Regions from separate parts of the Homo sapiens genome. Here region 2 is linked to region 1. Evidence: chromatin loops called from intact Hi-C (ENCODE). Cell type or tissue: Caco-2. All regions are shown on one strand. Each heading gives the region's core, and the rest is flanking DNA. Links, peaks and the distances in the headings are about the cores only.

Evidence for each region. A loop is a pair of places that touch in the nucleus more often than their neighbours do. Peaks named below come from ENCODE experiments on the same cell type or tissue, not always from the same donor. Only the 100,000 strongest peaks of a DNase experiment are listed, where the experiment ranks them.
Region 2: it touches region 1 in a loop (3-fold over the local background); 6 of 110 quality-filtered maps call a loop at or near these places.

Annotation. Positions count from the first base shown.
Region 1 is chr2:54,837,617-54,840,535 of GRCh38, forward strand. All of the region lies in intron 7 of EML6 (EMAP like 6), which reads left to right. Among named protein-coding and RNA genes, the nearest start is that of EML6-AS1, 88 kb to the left of the region's middle. In Caco-2, for the core only: a CTCF peak has its summit at 1,117 (motif pointing left); a DNase peak (open chromatin) is centred at 1,145.
Region 2 is chr2:54,690,606-54,693,524 of GRCh38, forward strand. No RefSeq gene overlaps it. Among named protein-coding and RNA genes, the nearest start is that of SPTBN1-AS2, 12 kb to the left of the region's middle. RefSeq lists a silencer at 1,107-1,401. In Caco-2, for the core only: no CTCF peak of the experiment used is centred there; a DNase peak (open chromatin) is centred at 1,366.

The DNA.
Region 1 (2,919 bases), core at 176-2,675:
TTTGCCAGCATGTGACTGAAGAACCACTGCATTAGAATCAGCTGGTGACCTGCTGGGCACTCTGAATTTTCAACAATCTGACATGCAAGAACACACTAGGTGGAGAATGGCTTGAGCAGGCAGTGGTTCTCAGCCCTGGGGAGCTAAAAGTAATGAAGTCTTGCTCTGGTCCAGACCAACTGGGAGGAATATCTGGGAGGGGCGCAAGCATCTGTGTCTTTTAAATGCTCTCTCTGTAGATTCTGGTGTACATTGAGGGTTGGGAACAACCATGCCTGGCCCTTTACCATATCAGGCCTTGGAACATGGGTTTTAAGAACACTATTAAATACGAGCCTCTGCCTGCTTTCAGTTTTCCCCTCTTGGACCAAATAATTGGGAGAAAAGGCCATTTTCTTCCCCAAATGGTTTGTTCTCTTTGTGTGCTGGAACATAGCCTTTTCCTCTGTGAGTTTGCAGTGCCAGCAGATCAAAATTATAATAGCAAATGACAAAAGCTAAGTTGTAAGATAAGGCAGAGTAACTAAGACTCTAGGAAAGGCCCATAGGGCACTTCATAGTTCCTGGCACTGCCACCTTACAGGGCTCGGATGTGACCACACATACAGCAAGTTGTTCTGTGCTGAGATGTGAACTTAATAGAAAGATCCTGACCTAGCACAAAACCCGCGGGTTAAAATAATAGCATAATGTATTGATTCATTCCTCAGTGCCAGACACTGGGTCATGTGTTGTTGTGTTGAATTCTCACAATGCTATGAAGTGTGAGTGCTAATAATCTCCACTTTACAGATGGAGGAACTAACGATATGAATGACTAAATACCTTACCATGTCACACAGCTGGCAACGGCTGGTATATAAATCCAGTTCATATATTTAACTGTTCAAAATAAACTAGTGGTAGAAAATAAGCAATGTCCCTTAGTAATGAGGTCTGATTTGATATTCACAGACTAGATCTCCCCATGGCCAGGCTTCAGGACTGTAGCAGAGGGAATTGGAAGGTTGCTGTTTCTCTTCTCTGGTCTGAGTATAAAATCAGGGCCACGGACTGGTGAGGATTTGGTCTTGGCATAAGAGGATTTTTTTGGTTTAGATGGGTGATTTGCTCTCTACCGCCATCTGCTGGCTCTCTGTACCAAGCATAGGCCCAAGCTCCACGTTTCTCATCACAAGTGGCACAGGGTATGGTGTCCAAATGTGGACACCTCATCTGTGTGGTGAAACGCCTTCAGTTCACAGTGTCAAAAGTAACAATGATGTGTATTTCTCCAGGAAAGAGAACTTCTGTGGTTTTAAATAATGAGGATGGTTTCTCCTGTTTCTCTTAACTACTGATGGATTTGTAACCATATTCCAAATACTAGCTTATATTTCTCTGACTCCCAGAGCAGAATAGAAAGCAGTATAAGACAGCTTCGTTGCCTTCTAATGCTGCAGCTGCCTTGGTCAGCCCAGCTGGGACATCATGATTACATTTCTGTTCTCTGGGTTTGTGTCAGAAGTAGAAACTAAGCCTGGATAGACAGGAGAAGGGAATTAATGTCAGAACTTTGTCAGGGATCTGCCATTCACCAAGGTCTCACCAGAAGGTTCCCAGAAGAGACTGTGTGGTTCTCTTTACCACTCTTGCATGCAGAAGAACAATTAGGTTAAAAAAGGATGGCAATGGGATGTTATTAGGAAACATGAATACAGCTTTTGACACACTGATGTCTTCCTTTTTAAAATGGTTATCTAAGGAATGAGAGTGACCTGGTATTGTATCTATTGCCTGGTGGACAGACGCCATGAGATTGACTTGTCTGATGTGACAAAAGACAATTGATGTGTTGAAAGAACTGAGTACTTAGGGAGAGACGCAGTTGCTCTCTGAGAGAAAATGTTCACAGCTCATTAAGTTGATATTGCAAGCAATGAAAATGTAGCAACTCCTTCTCTTGTTCTCTTCCCTTCCACCCATGTGTAGCCAGAAATAATCCTTGCTAAGCTCCGCCTTTACGTTGGTTAGTTCAGTGGAACCCTTTTTCAAATGAAATCGGAGATGGTGAGGTGTCAAGGGAAATGCAGCAGTGGGATCCTCAAACTCCCGCCTCTTGCTGTCCTATTTCCTGGCCCTCTCCTTGCCAGGAACCTGGCACTCTTCTGAGGAATGCAAGAGCTCCCTGGATATGGTCTGAAAAACACTGAGTGCCATGTGACTTGACTGGTTCATTAGTCTGGGCTGAGTTGGAAGGTTTTGGTCTTTGTTCCTGAGCCTCTTAAAATTTTTTAAAAGAGAGGATATATAGATATATATTTAATGTCGATATTTAATTCCAGGTTGTGGGTTATTATAATCTTTTTTCCTTGCTGAATTTATTCCCCCAAATAAGGTTAAAAATAGCAGGACAATAAATACAGTAAAAAAGTAGATTATTTAGTTTTTGCTGATGTTGGAAAATCATTAACTCTTTGCTTCCTGATAATGCTGAAGAGTACAGCATTAAATCCTTTCTGTAATAAAGCATAAATAGATACTTGACCAAATACAGCTCCAGGCCCTTGGGACAAATTCAAGTCATTTGGCCTTGAGAGGCCAGACATGCTGTTGGAGGCCTTGGGAGAACTGGTGTGTTCATGCTTACAGTGAAGCCATGGATTCCAGACCTGCCTGGAAAAGGGCCGTGTCTTTAAAACAATCAATGGCATTATAAAAGGACTATGATCTGAATATTCAATAACAGTTAAAATATATAACGTATCACTAAGATGTAATGTATATGTCTATATCTGTATACAATGTATGTGTATATAGGTACACATATACATTTGCATCACTTTAGTTTTTGATGCATGGATATCTGCTTACATATGTCTGGCCCCTTTTTCAAATGTAATCTTCATTACGGTAGGGGCCTATCTTGTTCACTGTTAA
Region 2 (2,919 bases), core at 278-2,777, 150 kb before region 1:
TCTGAAATTTGCTTTTTTGACATAATAATATATCTAGGAACCCTTTCCATATCAGTACTTAGCTTGCTCATTTTTTGTAGTTATATAAAACATTTTTCATTAACATTAGTATGTTGAAGTATATCTGAATTTAAATTGGTTTCATTTAGAGTTTTTTAATCATTTCAGAGGTACACACACATAAGATATTTACAAGTTATTCATTCAACATTTTTTGAAGTCCTACTGTATGGTAGAAAACAGATATCTATCTAGAAACTAACAGACAGCCTGGTAAATAATAAAACTCCATTGTGTAGCTATCCTACAGTTTATTTAACCAGGTCACTGTTAATGTTCATACTTTTCCTATAGGTGAATTGTTTTCTTTATAGTTTTCTAGTTTCATAATTACATTTAATAAATTTTTATTTTAGGCTGGGCACGGTGGCTCACGCCTGTAATCCCAGCACTTCGGGAGGCTGAGGCGAGTGGATCACAAGGTCAGGAGTTCGAGACCAGCCTGGTCAATATGGTGAAACCCCATCTCTACTAAAACTACAAAAATTAGCTAGGCGTGGTGACGGGCACCTGTAGTCCCAGCTACTCGGGAGTCTGAGGCAGGAGAATCGTTTAAACCTGGGAGGCAGACGTTGCAGTGAGCTGAGATCGTCCCACTGCACTCCAGCCTGGGCGACAGAGTGAGATTCCATCTCAAAAAAGAAAATAAAAAAATACACATTTTTATTTTAATAAAAGGAATTTGCATCTCATTAATGCATTTAATAAAGTTGTTAGAAATATTGATTCAATTATTAAAACTACATCAAAATCTATAGATGTTAATTATCATTCAGAAATATTGAATTCCCAGTTTCAGGGATTAAGCATAAACATAGTCATAGATACCTAACAGGATAAGACCAATTCCTGCAAAAATGTGCTACCATGAAGGCAACTCAAGATTTAGTAACACGATATTATGACAATATTCTGTGAAACAATCTGTCAGCATTTTCAGAAATATGACATACAATGCCTGGAACACCAGCCAGCCAGGCTTCTTGGTAGACATGTCAGTGAGGACAAAGCTGCACCGGGGTGACATATGTTTTTAAATGGCTCAGAGGCCAAGCACATTGCAAGGTGTCAGGCATCCCTCTGACATTTCAGTTGAATATAAATTTGGAGCTGAATCTTTATCAAAGGTAAATATGTACACACAGTAATGCTTTCATAAGAGAAAATCTCAGGTAAGCACCCTATGTAATGAAGACAGTAACTTATTAACACATAGCTCAGCTATCGATTGCTGTGTTGTAAGCCATCTCAAAGCACAGTAGCTATGTGATTTATTACTTGTCATGGTTCTGCGGTTGATGGAGCTCCACTGGGAGGAGCTTCTGCTCCACGTTGGGTGGCTGAGATCACTCATGCGACTGCATTCAGCCGGCAATTTGGCTGGAGCTGGGATGTCCAAATGGCCTCTCATCCTCCAGGATCTCCTTGCACTTGGCTTTTCACCCTTCAGCGGTTCCTATGGTTTGGATGTCCCACCCAAGTCTCATGGTAAACTCTAATCCCCAATGCTAGAGATGAGGTCTGGTGAGAAGTGTTTAGATCATGGGGGCAGATTCCTTGTGAATGTCTTGGGCCATCCCATCCCCTTGGTGATAAGCAAACTCTCACTCTAAGTTCTTGTGAGATCTGGTCATTTAAAAGTGTATGGCACACCACCCCCTGACCATGCTCCTGCTTTTGGCTTTTGCCATATGATGAGCAAGCTCCCATTTCACCTTCCACCATGAGTAAAGGCTCCCCAAGGCCTCCCCAGAAGCTGAGCAATGTTGGCACCATGCTTGTACAGCCTGCAGAACCATAAGTTGATTAAACCTCTTTTCTTTATGAATTACCAAATTTCAAGTATTTCTTTACTGCAATACAAGAACAGCCTAATACAGTGGTCTAGCTCCAAGGAACATTTGAAGAGGACAAGCCCCCATGTGAAAGTGTGTATTAAGCCTCTGCTTGCACCACACTAGCTAATGTCCCATTGGCCAAAGCAAGCCACATGGCCAAGGCCAGAGTCAAGAGCTTGAACACATAATACATAAGGGCATGACAACCAGTAAGTGTATTTCCCTGAGGCCATCAAAGTATAAAACTGCCACATCATGGTTTTTCTCTGTTTTACTTGAAAGGATGATAAAATTACTAGGAGGGAGCAAGTGAAACACTGAAATAGTGCCAGAGGAGACTACACAAGAAATTCCTCTAACTTTAAAAATCAGCCTCCTGCTGGATGCAGTGGTGGGCACCTGTCATCCCAGCTACTCAGGAGGCTGAGGTGGGAGGATCACATGAGCCCAGGAGTTCAAGACTAGCTTGGGCAACATAGCAAAACCCCATCTCTAAAAAAAAAAAAAAACCATCCTCTCCAAATCTTTTTCTTTTTCTTTTTTTTCTTTGAGACAGAGTCTTCCTCTGTTGCCCAGGCTGGAGTGCAATGGCGTGATCTCGGCTCACTGCAAGCTCCGCCTCCTGGGTTTCACGCCATTCTCCATGTTAGCCAGCATGGTCTCGATCTCCTGACCTCGTGGTCCGCCCACCTCGGCCTCCCAAAGTGCTGGGATTACAGGCATGAGCCACTGTGCCTGGCCCCATCCTTTCCAAATCTTAAGAGTGCAGCTGAACAATGTTGATTACAAAGGGGTGAAATGTGTAAACTTGTTGGTAAAGCTCATTTACTGACAAGCTTTACCAATAAGCTTTACCAAAGGGCAGCACACTTTTAGAAAATGTCAGTTTGTTCAGCTAATGGAAAACAAGCTTTACCATATGGATGGGTCCTTTTGACTCTCCTTGCCCAGGGTTCTTAGGGGAATCTCTGCTGTGGGCCCAGATGTCTCTGCAGGCCATCAGATTGAAGCAGGGGGATGA